Regions from separate parts of the Mus musculus genome. Here regions 1, 3 and 4 are each linked to region 2. The links are chromatin loops, found by intact Hi-C in ENCODE. Cell type or tissue: left cerebral cortex. All regions are shown on one strand. Each heading gives the region's core, and the rest is flanking DNA. Links, peaks and the distances in the headings are about the cores only.

Region 1 (4,681 bases), core at 310-4,309, 420 kb after region 2:
AGCCAAGGAAGTGCCCTAAGAACACGAGTTCAGAATAGACTGCACTGGGCTCCCCTCTCTCTTTCTCTCTCCTCCCTCTCCCCTGCCTCTGTCTGGACTACTAGTCATCTGAATTCAAGATCATGTCCTGAGAATGGAGTAGGGAGTGACACTCCCCTCCTGGCAGTGGGCTCTCAGAGCCACCACAGCAGCTCTGTGACTCTAGGGAGCTGAGGAGGTCACAGCCTGAGGGCAAGCATGGCTGTGGGTACCTGGCTTTGACTCTCTCATCTATTAGTGGATGCATTTGAAAGTCCTTCCACTCTTGAGTCTCACAATTCTTATCTGTAAGTGGAAATAGCACCTATTTTGTATGAATATTGAGAAAAATGTTATGCATATAAAACGCCTACACAGTGCCATGCTGATAAAGATACTGGCACTTTCCTGGATGACAGGGAGGTAAAGTGGGAAGAAGAGAGAAAGGGACAGCTGCACTCTAGCACAATGGCATGTGTGTGCAACAGGGCACCTGTAGCCATTCAGAGCACAGAGCCCACAGCCATTCTGACTCCACTTTTGAGCTAGCAGAGGAAATACATCTTTTATCTCAAATTCTGTGTGCCAAAATTGAATAAAATCTCACATTAAATGATTTCCTTTAATAAGCATTTGCTATTTGTTCATCTGTCATTGCTCCCAGCACTTACAGGTAGGTGTAGTTCAAGATAAGGACAATCATTTTTTAAAATGAGGACAGTCAGTTTTAAAAATATATTAAAGAAAATATAATTGGAACTTTTAAAGAGAGAGAAAGCTTTTGCCATTGAGGAAAGGACTGTGGTTCACCAAATCAGCCACAGCACAGACACTGGTACAGTTCTGGAGGCTTTGTACCTCAGACTCACACGATGAATCTAGAAGTAGATTGCCCAGTTGAAAAATGTAAGCCCCCAAGTGTGAGAAGATGTGAAAAAGTAAAATGTAGTAGCGTGTTACAGGTTGTCTCAGCAGAACACCAAACCCTCACTAGATTCCATTTGATAATCCTGCCTCCTTTCTCATGTTGTTCCTTTAGAATGAGTTTGACAGGCCTGGTGTCCCTCACGTAGCATCAGTCCATGTTCAGCCAGTGACTGTTAGTGAGCATATGAATGGCTAATGCCTGCTTTCTATGCTTGGAGTGGTGGTCATATTTTAGTGTAGCCACTTAGTTTTTTGTTTTTTGTTTTGTTTTGTTTTGTTTTGTTTTGTTTTGTTTTAATGTAGCCAGGCGGTGGTGGCACATGCTTTAATCCCAGCACTCAGAAGGCAGAGGCAGGCTGATCTCTAAATGTGAGGCCAGCCTGGACTACATATTGAGTTCCAGGACAGCCAAGGCTACACAGAGAAACCTTGTCTTCAAAACAAACAAACAACCAAGAAAGTATCCCCTACAACATCATCTGAGGGTACACACACAAGCTAACACACACAGCAAGCATATCAACATAAAACAAAGGCCTGGCCAGGCAGCTGTTTGGAAACTGACCAGAGTCATTTAGGATCTGGAAAGGATCATGTGTAAAGTCATCGTGCAGTCTGTATTCTCTTCTAGGTTATGTGTGCATGAAGAGAGCTTGACCCCAGGATTGGCTGTGACAGCAGTAAATGTATCTTTATTGGAAGTAGGAGCAAGCATAGGTGGTTACAGTTACCATGTTTAAATCAAACAGTTTAATTATATGACCTTTTGCCTTTTCAATGAAACCCTGAAAAGGAAATCTTTCTGATTCGTTTCCAATAACACCTAACAGTCTGCCTACATAGCCAGGCTGTGAGCTTCTCAAGTGCAGGACAGCATACCATTCTTTCCTACACCTGCATACAGTAGAGGACTGTAACATTCATGGAGCCATGGTGTTTGTGGTAATAATGATAAGTAGAAGAGAAAATGGTAGATCCCGATCCCCCCCCCCCCACACACACACACACTAGGCTTCCAAGCACATTGGTTTTCTAGGGGCCAGGTTGTTGGATACATTCTGCAGTAGATAATGACACTACAGTCTGTCACCACAGAGACCTGGTCAGGAGAGCATGAAGTGTCATGTTTGCACAAGTGTCCCTGACACAGAGCCTTCTCAATACCTAGGACATTCTCATCAGCTATCCTTTGAATGAATGAATGGTCCTAGCTCTTATAATCTCACTTTTTGTTTGGGATCTGCAAAGCAGTTTTGTTACATAGATCATTAAGACTTAAAGGAAAATAAAAGACTAGAACATTTATTCTGTTGGGGCTTTTAACGTACTACAGTCCCTTTGTTGTTTTTCAGTCCCCATGCAGAGAGTCAGATAGCCCCATTTTACTGACAAGAAACCGAGGCTGGGAAAGATGGCGTCACATTTGTTTTCAGAATGGCAGAACTGGGATCCAACCCCTCCATGTGCCTAACTGTGGGGGCAATGCACTTTGCTCTGCACACGCTCCACAGTGGGGGTGACCATATGGTCTGTGTTATATACAGTTTGGGGGCCTTTCTGAAGAAAAGCGAGTTGGTTTTCCTCTTAGGAGTTAGTTCCTCTAATCTGTGCAAATGTTTCTTGACAAATACAGGTTAAAATAACACCATTTATAAACTATTCTGCAAAGGGGAAATGTCAAAATTTTATATATCTTTTTAAAAACATTCCCTTAATAAATAATTTTAATTGCCTAATATTTTGTTGTTTAAATATTTGATATTTATAGTGATAATTGGATGAATAAGTAAAACACGAGTTTGAATACAGCCTTCCTCCTCTGTTCCTGGGCTGACACCTAGTGGTGGGAAGCTTTCTCACGGTAGCATTAGCCCATGTTTTTCATGGCTGTGTTCAGGCAATTTTAGGATTTTAAAAAATCAATTATTCTCATCATAATAAAAGTAAGTACATTCATAAAAGTTGACTTAGTAAAGATGCCTGTAACAATAGTTTTTATTTTAATTTGTAAATTAAATTTTTAAGTCAATTATTAAACCTTGATAGTAGAAAGTGCTACAAGCATTTGAAATGTATGACCCTCTGATGACCCTGGCCAGCTACCCACCCTGTCCTACACGCTAGCTGTTGTGCTGTGACAAATCAGACTCAGTCACTATTCTTTAGAACACTGCAGGGGAGGAGGCAGGAAATGAGCAGAGAGCTGCGGTCAGAGGAGTGGAGTATTGTGGAAGGTAGCAGGGATTTTCATGGCTGTTGGAAACAGGGGCACAAGGAAAGCTTCCCAGGGAAGGTGGCACCTGGATGGGAAACCCTGGAAGCAGGAAGGAAGCAGAGCATGCAGAGAGTCGGGGCCTGAAAGGAGCGTGGCATTGACAGGACGGAGTGTGACTGCGGATGAAGATGTCTGGCTAGCTCCCAGCCTATAAGAAGGCCAGGAAAGAATGCGCCCATGATCTAGCACTTCTAGCAGTGTTCCTTGAAGAGTTGGAGGTTGATAGGTTTCTAATCCCACAGACTTTGGAATGTCCATGACACCTATACAACTGTATTATATATTTATAGTGCACCTTATAGAAGCCCTGCAGCTCAGAAAAGAACAATGAAAGGTTAATTCTGCCTAGCCCAGTACTTTTCAGAAGCCCTTCCCTCCCCTGCCTGGCTCTTACTCCTCATGGCAGTTTGGGGGAAACAGTGTGGCTGATGTGGAGTGTGCAATTAGGATACCAGCTGTGTTCTTCCTACTCCAGTCCTGTCTGTGAAGCTTGGAAAAGGACAAACAAACTCATTCTTTTCCCAAAGCTTTTGTTGTCTGATCAGTTTGGGCCAACAGGTGATATTGAGACCCAATTCCCAGCCATCACTGGGCTTTCATAGCTTGGGGCCATAAGCTATGCTGTTTGTTCCCTAGGTCCGGTAACTTAGTCACATGTCAGGTTTTATCCTGGACAACAGAAAGGGGTAATAATACAAAAAAAAAAAAAATGGCTGAACACATTACAGAAGAGCTGTGACTCAAAGTGGCAGAGGGAACCTAGAGACCAGCAGTGGCTATGGTGCTGTTCCCAAAGAGGAAGACCAGTTGACTGGATTGAAGCATATAATTGAGATGAGACCCCCAGAAGCAAGATTAGGATATAGCACCTGCAGAAGCAAGGAGAAGCCTGGCATAGTGGTCTGGGTGCCAGAGGGGGCTGAATCACACAAGGACAAGCCGTTGCTGGGCAGCCTATCTACACTGGTAGTAAGAGTGGAGTAGCGGCATGCAAGCTTTCCCTTCCTGTGCGTCCCCCTCCATGTCTCACTGATGCTTTATTTAAGCAAAACCAGGTGAGCAGCAGACCCTGTTAAATGGCAGGTTGGCCATGTCTATGCAAAGCAGAGCAGGAGTATAGGGGCAAGTTTCAACCAGACACAGACAGTTGGCTATTTATGGACCCTCTTCCTTAGCAGTTAATACATGGTGAGTAACATAATGTAGCCCCTTGGGTTTTCATTCGACCTGATGCAAATCCAGACTCTACCTCTTCTACCTGTGTGGCTCCAACAAGTTATCATACCTTCCTGAACCCTGTTTTCTCAATTATAAATTAAGGAAGCGAAAAATACCTTCAGGCCTCAGTGATCTATGTCTGGCTTGTTCCTACCTCATTATGAAACAAGAGAGAGATATCTCAAATTTCTTGGGGCTGACCCAGTGCTAAACATAATGTCAGAAACCTGCACATGTTGATTG
Region 2 (4,681 bases), core at 402-4,401:
TGAAGAGGAGGAGGAGGAAGAGGAGGAGGAGGCGGCGGCGGAGGAGGTGGAGGAGGAGGAAAAAGGAGGAGGAGCAGAGTGGGAGGAGGAGCCGACGGCCGCGGGCCCAGCCGCGCGCAACGCTACCCAAGCGCGCGCCGAGCTCAGCCTCGGCTCTGCAGTCCGCGCCAGCGCAAGCCTCCGCGCCTTTTCTACAGCCGCGCCTGACATCACGTCCTGCCGCCGTGCCATTGGCCGCCCGCCGCCCCAGGCCTTGGCAGCGCGTGCTCCGGGAAGGCGGGAGACCCAAAGGGAGGGGAAAGGCTAGAGGAGGAGAGGAGCGGAGAGAGGAGGTGGTGGGAGCTGGTGGGCGAGGCTGGAGGAGGAGGCGCAAGGGAGGGAGAAGGGAGAGCGCGGGGTTTGGAGTTTTCTAGGCTGCGAACAGTTTCCTGTGTTTCTTCAGGAAGAAAAATTAAACCTTTCCTGGAGTCTCTGTCCTAAAAAAGCGCTGCCAAAGGATGCTTGAGGAAGTCTCCATTCTCCCCCTTGGCCTCTGGAACCTGGGGTTGAGGAGGGGCAGAGAAGACAGACCAGGAGTACTGTTTCAAGAGCCTTCGGCTGCTTCCCGCCCATCTGGGCTTCGGTCTGGGGCGCTACTCTCTGCGCTGCGTTTAGCAGCGCAGCCCTCCCGGGGACCAGGCGCAAGTGCCACCAGAGCAATGACTCCCAAGGGTAGCGGGCCGGCCAGCATATCCTCTCTTCAAGTGAGCTAGGGACTATACTGCCAGGCGTGTAGCTCCTGGATTTCTCCAAAGCTCTGCAGTCTGGAGGCATGTCTTTAGGAACTCAGAAAAAGAAACAAGGAGTCCATAGCTCTCTCCCATGTACGTGCAGTGTGATCCGGAGACAGTGACTCAACCTCCTTTACAATGTTTGACTTTCTCAAAGGGAAACAAGAAGGCCCCCTCCTTTTAGGTGTTTGGGTGTGATGAAAGAAATGAGTGGAAAATATATAGAGCATAGTAGGCACTCAGCGAATTTCTTAATCGCTCCCTCTTTTTCTTTTCCTATTTGGATCTTCTCACTCCGGGATATACTTGGCAGTTCTTAAAGACCAGAGGCCTATTCTCTTCCTTCCTATGGGGTACTCCATCCCACTAGCTCTCCCACTCTGGACCCACCCTGCCACCTGGTTGCACAAGAACTAACAATAACATGGCCTGCCCAGCAAATCCCAACTGCCAGCCCTGAGTCTCGTGGCTGAACCCGGGGCAATGGCTAGGTGTCTGGTGGAACAGGAAGGGATTCGGGAAGAAGAAAAAAAGAAAAGAAAATGTGATTTGGGGTGAAAAAGAAAAAGGGCAAGACAGTTACTGAAACTCCTTTCTAGGTCCGTTTTACAAGTTGCTTTCTTTCCATGTGATAGTGGGGAGAAATGAAGTCTGAAATGTCTGCTTGCCTGGCACAATTAAAGGGAAGCCAGGACCTCTGTAGTTTATCTCACAGGACACACAGTTGAGGCAGCATGAAGTCATACTTTTTACATAGTGTACATAACTTTTGCTCACAAGTAGGTGTTGCACTGGTGTTGCCTAAGCTCGTGCCCATGTGTGAAAATGTTCATGCTCGTCTCTTTTTGGCAAAAATACAGCCAGCACGAATTTTATCTTTGTTAATAACCAGCACAACAGTACAGGAGGTATACAGGTGGGCATCATACGGAGGAGGCATCTGAACATCCAGGACTAACACTTGTGTGCTAAGGCGAGCCTACTTGATCTTCTGTGAGCTCCTATCAGGTGTATTTGCAAAAACTCTTTAAGTTATGCATGTGTATGTACACACTGCATGTGTAAAGATGCTCTAACTTTAGGGAGAGACCATCAATCTAAAGACAGGCATGTGCATGTGCAACCACACAGACAGTCCTTCAGTGCCCACATAGACGCTGGCCCACGATCAACTCTAGGAATATATTAGCACGTTATACTGGGGTATCTGGGACAGTTTTGTGGGGTTTTTTCTTTTCTCAAAGAAAGTAGGAAATGAAAATTGAATCTGGGAGTCACCAGTGTTGGTCTGGAGGTTGTTCAAGGGGCAGGAAACTTTGTAGGAAGCCTGGGGTGATGTCCTTGGTGCTGGCTGGACTCAAGGGGCTGCCTTCAGAGCTGGGGAGGGGATACTTGGTGATTCTTGTTAAAAGCTGCCCAGAGGGTAGGGAATTATACCCATAAAGAGATGTACACCACTCGGTACCCACCTCTCTGACCGGCAGTCCCCACCCATCCTTGGCCTCAACTTTCCGGCTGTTGGGATCCCCATGGGGCACTTCTCTATTTATTCCTCGCATCTGGTTAGGACGCAATAGTGTCTATTGGAGGCTCAAGCTCATATCCCGCCGCGGGGAGGCATCTGGGCACCCCGGCCCAGGGTTCAGAGGCCGCTAAGTTTGTTAATCATTGGGAGACGTCGCTTTGCCCTGTCCTGGGAGACTAGGCAAGGCGAGGAACAGGCTGTAAACACAGATCCTGACACGTGAGTGACATTTACACAGTGCGAGGAAACGCAGCCTAGAGAAATGCAGGGGGGTGGGGTGGGGATGGGGTGAGGATCAGGCTAGGACAGGTAACTGAAACATTCACAAATGTCCTCGACCCTCTCCCCCTGTCAGGGGTAAAGCACCCTCAGTTCCGGGTACCCTGTGTTTTGTGGAAGGTGACAGGTGAACGGGATTCAGGTCTGGCCACTGCAGCCACTGCCTACCTCCCTACCATCTGCTTCCCCGCAGACTAGCAGACCCGCCGCATAATGAGGTAGCAGCCTCCAGCCGGCCACCGTGACTAACTCAGAACAAAAGCGCGCCTCCACGCCTTCTCCAACAAAAGGGCCACCAGCCCTGGCGCTCCCCGAAGGCTGCGGGGCTCCCGGCTGCCGGCTGCGGAGATGCCGCGCGCAAACTTCCCGGGGCTCCCGGGGCAGGCGGCGCCACCCGGCCGGGGCCGCGGAGGGAGGAAGCGCCCAGCCCAGGGAGAAAGTGAGGCCAGGCTGGAGGAGGGGAGAAGGGGGGAGGAGGGCGCCGGCCGCAGCGGAACCAGGGTGATTGATCTGCGCGCTGTTCCCGGCGCTCTGTCCCGTTATTAGAGCGGCCAAAGCAGGGCCACGCAAATACCCTCGGAATCGCCAACTAATTGACGCTGCAGGCAACTATTTCATTGTGCGCGCTGGTTTTATGTCTTCATAGCCGGTGATTGACAAGGTGTAATTAGTCATCTCACTCGGTGATAAACATGGGCACCCTCCTCCCGCGGCATCAGGCCGAGTGTACCAGCAGAGGAAGCGATAGTTGACGCTGATATACCATTAAATCAAAATGAAGACGTTCAGAAGTGTGTGTTTGCTGTGACGCTCTCGTGGTTTATTTCTCAAATACGGCACCAACAGATTTACTTGATTTGCAAGTTAACTACAACATTAACTGGTTTTATTTATTTTGCCTCTTTCCTTCCTCTTCCTAGGCAGGGATGTTACTCTTGGAGTATGTGAAGACAGTTTGCTTTTTGACAAGCGAGCAAGCGGGCGCCCAGATTTCTACAGCCTTTGGAGTCTCCCCGGAGGGAAAGGCAGATAGAACAAACCTCGGACTGGGGAGCCATCCTGGAAGGGCTCTGCGCAGGGGAACCGCCCCACCCTTTGGCCCCAGACTCTCCTGCCTGGGGCTCCGGTGGTACTACTAAAGGATTGCCTCAAGCTCTGAGGATGAAGCTGGGGTTTAGGGTTCCGGAAACCTCTCGAATAACAACTGTGGGGGAGAAAGAGACTCTGCCAACATTTCTTCCTGGCCTCACAACGGAAAGGACTGTTTTCTTAAAGCTGTTGACTTCAGTCACAGAGCCAGTGGCCCACCACTATTTCCCCTGTCCCCCGCGTAAAGCATAACTTCTCTGTGTTTGCTTGTACCGTTCAGCAAATTACATTCCTTGCTTATATAAATATTCTCTCTCTCTCTCTCTCTCTCTCTCTCTCTCTCTGTGTGTGTGTGTGTGTGTGTGTGTGTGTGTGTTGTTACTGTTACTGATGCTGGTTACTCATTTCAGAAACCTGGGTGCTTACATTTTAAGTGGGAAGAGGCCTGATCTGTTATGAGAGCATCAACTGAACAAAGCCACCAGCATCTGAAAATCCGTCTCCAGGTTACCCCATGTGCCCCCAGGAGACCCCACTGGGGAATGGTTCCTGCACTTTTGCCTTCTTTCTAACCTGTTTCTTTCCTATAGAGCAGAAAAATGAAATGATTTTCCCCCACCAGGAAAAGGAATGTGGGGAGGAGACAGCACTAGGAGAAGCTGGGGTGAGGGTCACAGAGACAGTCAAGGAGCCCTGCATCTTCAGGGAGGACTGTCTTCACCCCACAAGGCTTGCGGGCCTTGTTTGGACAAGGGAAGGCTGCTTTATATTGATGAGAGAGGTTTTCTGCAGCAGCAAATGTGCTCAGGCATGGCTCTTTCACTATGAAATCTGTTCATTGTTTTGGTCATACCATACAGAGATCTGCTGATCACCAGTATTGACAGTACAAGTCAGTGGGACCTTCATTATTTCCAAGAGGAGTCCCGTGTCTGTGACACTAGAACAGAGAAGTAGCTTGGCCCATGGCAGGCAGACAGGAGCCCAATTCCTCCTCCTCTTCTCCCTGCAGCGATCT
Region 3 (4,681 bases), core at 414-4,413, 530 kb after region 2:
GAAAATCTTTGGTTTGGTCAGACGTGCGCAGACCTGAGGGTTCCATGAGACTCTATCGAGATTGGTCTTGTATGCAGCCAGCCTCTGTAATCTTGTTCCTAAGCCATTGTTTTGTGTCGCCCACCAGTTGCTGGGGGGCGGGAGGGTTGTTCTGAAGAAGGGTTGTTGTAATGGAGTGTGGGCACTGTCTTTCTCGTCTGTCAGCCAGTGTCTCATTGCAGCTGCAGAGAATGCATGCTCCCTATACCTGCTGCAATGCTGGCTCATCTGCATGAACAGCAGGAGCCACAGAGAGACATTCTCAGCTCTCTTCCCAATCTCTGTGACATTAGAAGTGGTCAGAGGTGATGGTACCATACACAAAGTCACATAATACTGATTAGACCAAATGAGACTCATTCTAAGAGTACCCAGAAATTCACAGCCTAACATCTATCACGGGCTCTGATGGGACAAGGAAGTGGGCATCCTTTCCTCTGTGGCTTCACTATTGTGGCAGCTCAGAATAACCCATCTACCCACAGTGTAGTAAGAGGTGAGTGTAGGAAGCTGCCTGCTGCCCTCGTGTGCCCACTGCCACCGTAAGCTGTGCTTTGTGCAGCATCCACTTTAGCCCTACTGGAAGACAGGGCATACGGTACCCTGAGAAGCAAGTTGGCTTAGCTGGGCACTCTGTGGAGTTGTCAGTTGCTCCCTCCTTCCCTTTAGAGAGGAAAATAAGTATCCTGTAATTCAGCTGTAAAAAAGTATTTTGAGTGTGAGTCCCCCAAACAAATGTGAGTGGAACCTCTTTGTTCCACACACTGAATTCCATAAATAGGGTGTTGCTGTTCTGCCTCCCATGTTGTTCACACCTCAGTCAGCTCTCTGAGAGGCCACTGGGTCTGCAGATGAGGAGAGCCTTTCTGGCTTAAATTCCAGAGAGCATATATATCCATATGCTGTATGTTAAGTGGTGGTGTTTACGTAATAACCAGGAGACCATGGTAGCCCAGGCCTGGAGAACCTGTAACCAAGCCCTCTGGGGCTGTTTACCCAAATGTTCACAGTGGACCTGTGGGGCCTTTTTAACTCACTCCTTCTTGGGGATTTCCCCATGTTCATCCTTAGGTACGGCCTCCTCGTCCACATGTCGTCAGGAGACCCAAGAGCAACATCACTGTGGAAGGCAGGAGGACATCTGTCTCAAGCCCTGAGCAGTGAGTACTATTGCTCCCTCTCATCTCTCCCCAGGAACCCAATGAGCCAGAGCTTTGTGGTGACCAAGCATGTAGCCCCAGCCTTCCTCTTGGAGGCTCCTTTGAAATGCTGAGCAGGTGTTAAATAAGGCCAGACAGGGAACTTGGTCATTGGTGTCAGAGTCTGAGCCTCTGTTGTCACATCAGGAACCTGGGCTGTGCTTTGAGTGGTGCAGCTCAAAGGCAGTCAGCCACATTCCAAAGGAAGCCCCAGGCCTCTTAACACTGAAGAGTCCACAGGTGAGAGTAAGCTGCCTTGTCAAAGAAGCGTTCCTGCAAGGCCAAGCCCCATTGTAGGCTTACTGCTCTTCAGTCTCCACGGCTTGAGCTTATCAGAAAGCATCCTCACCATTGCTCTCTCCTCAGCCATAGCACCTGTGCTATTAGGCCTTTCCTTCAAACTTCCCCCTGACCTAGAGGACCTCTGGACACCCTGTGACCCAGCCTAGAGCCAGCTTCAGTAACATCTTGAGTGGCTGTTAGATAGATGGGAGATGGAACCTGCAAGCTGTAGACAGTTCCAACCTGGAGAGAGAAACACTATTTCCCCTTGTCCTGGTATGCATAGCCCTAGGCTCAGCTATTCACCAGCTTCCTTGGATATCTTTAGAAATACTGTAGATATCACAGATCCATCTTGGCCTAGGGTGGTTTGAGGACTGAGGGGGAAAAACTATTCTTTGTGTGAAAGGGAAGAATGCCTCTCTTTGCAAAGAAGTGGTGCCAAAATAGAAATGATTCCAAAATGTCAGGCTATGGCCTACCTCAGTGTACTTCATTTCTCCCATAATCCTCTGCTTTATAGATCCAGCCTTCCTGAATGGTAAAGACCATTCAGGGAGAACACCAGAGTGGGAAAATATATGTTTATTTCTGGAGATGCTTGGATATGTGAGATTTTGAAGAGGGGATACCTGAAGTGAGGGCATATTTAACTTGGGCTCTACACATTGCTGTGGTGGACATAGTGAGGGACATCTCCTTTGCCGTGGCTTATGACTGCCCCCTTGTGGTGAGAATGCTGCATGGCTCTGGGTTTCCTCTTGCCTTAAAGATTTCTCTTGGAGGGAATGGAATTAGCCACCTCTTCATAGCTGATCTAAGTGTCCTGGGATAGAAACCACGGACCTGTAGCTATTGAGTCTTAAATTAAGGATATCCTTGTATAACACACGCACACATCCCAGACTGGCAGCAGTCCACATCCTATGGAAACGCATTCCCCACTTTGTGGTCCTGATTAGAGATTGGACTCACCACCCACATTTATTTATGCTGTTCCTGTTCCAAACCCAGTGACAGGAGTAATTCTTTAGTGTGTGCAAGAAGCTGGCTGTGTCAAGAAGGTAGCTCTTCCTGGTAATTGCCCTAGCCCGGTCGGCATCACTTCAGTATTTTCGTGTAATGTGCCTGTCTTAGATTTCTTTCCAGAAAGCATCAAGTTGAGATGAACTGGGCAAGAGTGTGGGGGCTGGTTCAGAGGGCTGGCAAACACAGTGACAGGAATCAAAAGACACCTCACTGCAGCTCAGACTGGCCAGCGGGTAGCAAAGGATGTTCTAAGACGTCATCGCTAGGGTTTCTCTTCACATTTTCTTAATGAGGAAGAGGCGAGGCTGTATTCTCATCATGCCAATGACATTTCTGGTGCCACCCGGGTGTTTTCCTGCATCTCTTCCATGCTGCCATCCTCTACCCCCACCCATGCTCCTCCACTTCCAAATGCCATGTCACAACAGCACTTGGATGTGTTTCTCTCAACTGTCACCAGCTCCAGCTGGCAAGACCAAGTTCTTGAAACACAGGAAGCATCCAGCGGAAAATATTTTAATAAAACAGACTCCTCAAATATTGTTCTGGAAGGGAAGGAAAACAGCGCCACCAATCTGTCAGCTCCATGTTGGGAGAGTTGGAAGGAGGGGCTGGGAGGCAGGAGCCAGCATCTAGTGGTCTTTGTGGAGGGTGGCTCCTGGTGGTACACGTGGACTCAGGGCCTGCCCTTTGAACCACTGTGACTTGTCTTGAGTCCTAGTTCTTTATCTCTGCTGAGGATATCAAAGTGTACTGGGCTCTTAGAGGGTTTAGGCTGCAGCTGAAGGGGTGACTCCTTCCTGCCTGTCCCTGAATTCCAACATACTCAATAGTTATCTCTATTCAGCAAGATGGAGCCTTTTAGGAGTTGGGCACTCTGAGGCCCACCAAGCTCCAGCAGTAGCCAGCAGCTCTCAGCTGAGATCCGTTGCTTCCTTTCCTGCTGACACATTTCTGCCCATTGCTCCCTATCTGCATCCATATGTGCACTCATTCAGTAGACATCTCTGAAAACCTGCTAGGCACACATCAAGATGCCGTCAGAGGGATTCCCATGCTGATTCATCTGTTGACTTACATCTGCCCAATCTGAGAGACCATCTCAGAATGATAATATAGAGAGCAGTAAGAGAGGACATCTGAGGTTAGCATCTGGACTCCACACATGTACCACCGAGGCAAGGGCCTATGACCACATTGACATCCAGGTGTCCCCGTATTCCCTATTAGAAGGCTGCAGTGGGATCAGGGGCGGTAGTCCTCACTGAGTGGCTAAGAATATAGGGGGACATCATCTGTGAATAGCCCCTGATTCATCTTCATGGTCCTGAGGTTAGAGACTTGCAGATGGCAGTGGACCTAAAGTGCCCTGTTCTGACCACCTACCCTCTGAGCTCTCTAGACTGCATGGCTTGTTTCTCCAGTCACATGCAGATGTGAATTCTGCTGGCCACACCTATTAGTTAAGTTTCCTCATACTAAAGAAGAGCCCAGATTCAACCAACCACGGAACCGTAAGCCTGCTCACCTCTCCCACCAGATCTCTCTTTTTAAGCAATTTTGCTTGTCAGAATGGTGCAAGTGGCCTTAAAGACAGCCTAGAGGTCAGGAAGGAGACAAGTTCACTCTGATCACATGACTTTGACTCGGCCACACATAAGTATTTGTGTACAGTGCCCTCCAGGCTCTGCCTAGTTATCTTTTTGGAGCTCCTTAGTCTTTGATATCCAATTGTACAGACTTGTCCCTTGTATCTTGATAACTCCTGTCATTTGTGACTACAAGCATGTGTGTGAAGGGGAGTGTTCCTTCTTAACCTGTTCCTATACTATACTTTTAGCTTTTGTTCCCAAGATTTCATTCATTAGAAAAATGCCGGGGGCTTAGAGATGGCTCAGTGGTTAGGAGCACTGACTGCTCTTCTCATAGTCCTGAGTTCAAATCCTAGCAAACCACATGGTGGCCCACAATTATCTATACTGGGATCCGATGCCCTCTTCTGGCGTGCAGGTGTGCATGCAGATAGAGTACTCATATGTAAAATAGATAGATAGATAGATAGATAGATAGATAGATAGATAGATAGACAGATAAATAAATAAATAAATAAATAAATAAATAAATAAATAAAT
Region 4 (4,681 bases), core at 508-4,507, 62 kb after region 2:
CCTCCAGGCCTAGAAGACATGAAACTGCAGTTCATGAAAGTGAGTCTCTCTGGGGCCTGGCAGGGACAGGTAGCAGGTTGATATTCCTGGCTCTCAAATATTTTCTTTTTTTGTTAATTTCTGCCAGGGACTGTTGTGATCAGAGTACTGGAGTCCTCATAATGACCAATAAAGGAAGGAGGGGCCCTTGCTGAGCCACCCTTCAGTACCTCTATTAGTCCTGCTTTCCTTGTGATGAAATATCTGATTAAAGTAAGTGAAGCAAGCCAAGGGCAGGTGTGGTGGTGCATGCCTTTCAGGCCAGCAGCACTCAAGAAATAGAGGCAGGCATGTCTCTGTGTTTGTCTGAGCCAACCTAGGCTGGGTAACTGGATAGTGTCGCAAAAACAAAACAAAACAAACAAAACAAAAACAAAAACAAAAAACCCCCCAACTCAACCCAACCCAACCCAACCAAACAAAACCAAAAACCCCCAAACAAACACAAAAACATCCCAAAATAAAAAACAATGTAGGGTTTAATTTGGCTCACAGTTTGAGGGTACAGTACAGTTTAACATGGTAGAAGGAGAAGACATGGCAGCAGAAAAGTGAGGCTGCTAGTCACAATGACTGAATCCAGTCAGAAAGCACAGAGAGAGATGAATGCTGCCTTCCCCGTTCATTTAAGCCAGCCCATGGAAGAGGCCACCCTCCTGAATTAAACTAATCTGGAAACTCCCTCAGATATTTCCAGAATTTTCTCACCTAGGTGATTGGTTATAGAATCTGGTCCTCACAGCAAAATAGCCACCATCTTCACATCAGCTGTGCCTGCTTGCAGAAGGTCATCAGGAGCAGGCCTGTTGGCTGTTAACAGTTTCTCAGAGGGGACTCCACCCGGTTCTCCCAGCCATTTGTATGCAATCTACTCTAATTGCACATTCCTCTGGGCCCAGGGAGGTGCTGTAGTACACAGATTGTAGTAGTTTATAGGAGGTTAACTAAAGAAAACTGTATATATGTCTACAGGAAGCTTTCGGTCATAGAAGGGTAGGTTTTTGTTTTTGTTTTTCAAGACAGGGTTTCACTGTGTAGCCCTGGCTCTCTTGGAACTAGTTCTGTAGACCAGGCTGGCCTCAAATTCACAGAGATCCACTAGCCTCCCCTACTCAAATGCTGGGATTAAAGAGTCTTGGGGGGAGGGGGGCGGGAACACGGACAACGACGACGATGATGGTGTGCACTTTCCAGTGCAGCTGCTTTGGAGTCACCCACACTCCTGTAAGCAACCCCCACTCATGCTTTCTAAGAAAGTCCAATAAAGTCATTGGTTCCACAGGTTAAACATTTGGACTAACTCACCCTCAGCACCTGGCATGCAGTTCTATGATACCCCATTTCCTGGGATGGGCCGGCTTTTCTCCCAAGCTCCTACTTATGGAGGTATTAAAAAAACAAAACCAAAAACAAAACCAAAAAAACAAACAAAAAAACCAACTCTTTAAAGCTAAACATCCATGGTCTGTGAACTTCAGTTTTCAAATTCGGGAAACCAGAACCCTGAAGCCTGACTCAGTGAAACTGGAGTCATTGTGAGTTCCTGAGAGGGGAGGACAACTGTTTCCTCCAATTCAGACACCCCCCTCCCCGAATTTTAGCCTGTCAAAAATTCTCCACTTGAGGAGTGGACGAAGGCTTCTTTAGTGGCCTCTGGGGACACGATGGAAGTTCCTTCAGGTCGCTTTGGGTGGATTCTGATGAAAAGCAGTGGGACAAAGGTCCCTAGGTCTCTTCTCAGAGAAGCCACAGACCTTTCGGGTAGACCACTGTCCTGCTGCGCGCTTCCCGCCCCCCGGGGCCACCCTCACGCGAGTGGACTACACTTCCCAGCAGCCCCCGCGGTCAGCGGCGCGGGCGGGAGGGGGCGGCGGTGTGAGAGACGGAGGGGGCGGCGCGCGCCGGGTACGCGCGCGGGCGACCATGGCGCTCGCCCGGCTGGAGCGAGTACTTTAACCCCGGGAGGCGACAGCAGCTGCGGCGGCCGGGGAGCGAGCCTCGAGCGGGCGGGCCCCTGCCTGAGGGAAGGGAGGAAGGGGCGGGGAGAGCTCCTGAGGGAGGCCTGTCGGCCGCGGGCGGGCGGGCAGTGCAGTGCAGCGCAGCACCGAGCGGGGCCCGCGGGTCCATGAGGAGGCCCCGGGACCATGGGCTCCAGGATCAAGTGAGTGCGGCCGGGCGGAGCCGGGCGCGGGGGAGGCGAGGCTGGGCTAGAGCTGCAGGCCGTGGGCCGCGCTTGGGGGACTTGTTGCCCAGACCGGAGGGGCGCCCCGCGTGGAGGCGTCAAGCGGGGAGGGGGACGGTTGCCATGGTGATGCGGGAAGGCTCGGGGACGGGGTGCGTGTGGGGTGGAGGGGCGCGGATGATCAGATGCCCCCTCCTCACCTGAGGGCGGGAACTGCTGACGCGGTGGCTCCCTAGGCGGGATGTACAGAGCCCCAGAAAACTGTCAGACTGCTGCTGGGAGAGGGGAGGTCTCCGGAAGCAAGTCTTCATAAGGGTGTGTTTGGGGGCGACCCCGAGAGTTGGCAGGTCCTGAGAGGTTGCAGCCTGTCTGCGTGAGGCCTGTAATCATTCCAGAAGTGGTGTGAGGTTCTTAGAGGGAGGGGGCTTCTGGGACATTTAAGGCCTGGATGGCCTGCCTGCACAGGAAGGCGCTTTGCCTTTGCTGACTCTTCCTCTTATCTGAGTCTGCACACAAGCCAGGGCCAAAGGCTATGAAGGAAGACACCTTTAGCTGTCACTGAGCACCTGATTTTGAAAAGGTTTTGCAATCCAGTCAGGCACATTCCCTTACTCCTTCTTCATTTGCTTGGAGCCCCTGGTTGAGGCTTCGTTTTCTCGTGAAAATGCTGATACTTGTAACTTAAGTACCCACCGAAACATTAGAAGTTGTCTTTGGGAATTACAACTTTTCTGTGGTCCAATTTGGGTGTTGTTGCCTTGGTCTCTATCTCCCCTCCCAGCTAAGACCAATTCTGGCCACTCCCTTCCTCAGCCCTAGGACTCAGATGCTTACTCTCTTTCTCTCTCTCTCTCTAATCATTAGCAAATGCTCACTTTTTCTCTATGACTAATAGAATTGCTTAAGGACATTGAAAAACAAAGTTGACAGCATAGGCTTTTCTGGAAAACAGCATTCATAAGACACCATAAACCCTCTTATAGGAAAGTCCGTGGAATGTGATTATTTCAGCATTTTGAGAATTGTACTAGGGAAGTTTGAAAGAGGAAGGGCCTCAAGGGCAAAAAATCTAATAATTATTCAAACATTGCATCGCATGTCCAAGTGATGCACATGCAGTGTGACCCTTGCCCAGCTGTTCAGTCTCTTCAGCGGTTAGAGTTCTCATTTACAAAAGGTGTCTTGTAAGTTTTGCAGAAATCCTGTGACACCTGCTGAATGACATTAGAAAAGTTTGCTCATGAAAATGGATGTGGAAGCATAAGAAGACCTTTATTTTATTTTTATAGAAAAGGGAGAAGGTTAGAATATAACACAAGAGTTTGAGAATCTGGGGAGGTAAAGTGATTTAGTTTGTGAACTATTGGGGTTAAAAAAGGAGTTCCAGGCTAAATTCCCCCCTTCAGGTAAGAGTTGTGAACTTGGACTTTCAACAGCATGTAGAAACACTTTCTGGAAGTCACCTCAGAGTTGCAGAGAAAGCACTAGGATGTGTCTTAACTTTCTTGTTCCAGAGAAGTTCAGAGACTTGTTGGACTGGAGGCATCAAGTATTCGAGTGAACATTAAAATAGAACAAGTTCAGATTATGTGTTCTCACTCTTGACAGTAGCAGGTTGACAAGTTTGTTTTGTAAGTGTGTTTGGTGGAATGCATCACTGTACTATCTGAGCACTTGAGTAAGGGAATTTACCAAAGCATGAAATTGCATTAAGTGTGAAATTAGTATGAAGAATGGCCTTATTAATCTTCAAACTAGACTGCTCAGTGGTTAAAAGAAAAAAAAGAAAAAGGTCTGGGAAATATGTTAGCCTGTGGTGAGATTGAAAGAGAATATGAAAATAGGAGTTATGAAAATTAGTTGTGACTATAGCAAGTGTTAATTGTGCAGTTTCTGTTCATAGCTAGGAGTATGGATGGACAGGAGATAAGGGGATAATCAATTTAGGTACCGCCCTTGTCGTTGGAGAAAACAGCTTTGGTTGCTACTGGCCATTCTGTCAGGCAGAACAGAAGGTGGTCAGGGTATTTATTTGGCTGAAGTGAAAGCTAAGTGTGCAGGCCCCTTTGAGTAAGTAGGTAGTAGGTTGTTGGGGGGCAGACTGAGCATTCTCTAGACCTTTCTTTCTTTTGCTTATCTCTGATGTCTTGTGCCATTATAAGGGCAATGTAGATCAGATCTGGGTTCAAATTCCAGCTCTTTCTCATGCTATGTGTTTTTTGTTTGTTTGTTTGTTTGTTTTTTGTTTGTTTGTTTTTTCTGAGACAGGGTTTCTCTGTATAGCCCTGGCTGTCCTGGAACTCACTTTGTAGATCAGGTTGGCCTCTAACACAGAAATCTGCCTGCCTCTGCCTCCCAAGTGCTGGGATTAAAGTATGCCACCACCGCCTGGCTCTCATGATATGAAACAGTGTATCCAAACAGTGAATCTGGATTTTCCTAAAGTAGAAGGGGCCTGAA

What was found. A loop is a pair of places that touch in the nucleus more often than their neighbours do. Peaks named below come from ENCODE experiments on the same cell type or tissue, not always from the same donor. Only the 100,000 strongest peaks of a DNase experiment are listed, where the experiment ranks them.
Region 1: a loop joins it to region 2, with 4 times the contacts of the local background. A loop is called at or near these places in 5 of 42 quality-filtered maps.
Region 3: a loop joins it to region 2, with 5 times the contacts of the local background. A loop is called at or near these places in 2 of 42 quality-filtered maps.
Region 4: a loop joins it to region 2, with 2.2 times the contacts of the local background. A loop is called at or near these places in 5 of 42 quality-filtered maps.

Annotation. Positions count from the first base shown.
Region 1 is chr2:37,924,058-37,928,738 of GRCm38, reverse strand. The region is part of intron 13 of Dennd1a (DENN/MADD domain containing 1A); the gene reads left to right. Among named protein-coding and RNA genes, the nearest start is that of Crb2, 150 kb to the right of the region's middle. In left cerebral cortex, for the core only: a CTCF peak has its summit at 2,791 (motif pointing left); a DNase peak (open chromatin) is centred at 2,787.
Region 2 is chr2:38,346,551-38,351,231 of GRCm38, reverse strand. Gm27197 (a long non-coding RNA gene) reads left to right here and starts at 492. Exons shown (of 2, transcript XR_374289.3): 1 at 492-3,365; 2 at 3,495-4,681. It also overlaps a transcript of Lhx2 not described here. In left cerebral cortex, for the core only: no CTCF peak of the experiment used is centred there; DNase peaks (open chromatin) are centred at 2,297, 2,819, 3,296, 3,561 and 3 more places; H3K4me3 peaks cover 1,873 bases; H3K27ac peaks cover 1,949 bases.
Region 3 is chr2:37,813,434-37,818,114 of GRCm38, reverse strand. Dennd1a (DENN/MADD domain containing 1A) reads left to right here. Exons shown (of 23, transcript NM_001362973.1): 20 at 1,111-1,199. Among named protein-coding and RNA genes, the nearest start is that of Crb2, 40 kb to the right of the region's middle. In left cerebral cortex, for the core only: CTCF peaks have their summits at 2,254 (motif pointing left) and 3,127; DNase peaks (open chromatin) are centred at 2,247 and 2,907.
Region 4 is chr2:38,284,632-38,289,312 of GRCm38, reverse strand. Dennd1a (DENN/MADD domain containing 1A) reads left to right here and starts at 1,929. Exons shown (of 23, transcript NM_001362973.1): 1 at 1,929-2,200. The coding sequence starts at 2,184. In left cerebral cortex, for the core only: a CTCF peak has its summit at 2,148; DNase peaks (open chromatin) are centred at 1,991 and 2,661; H3K4me3 peaks cover 1,809 bases; H3K27ac peaks cover 1,595 bases.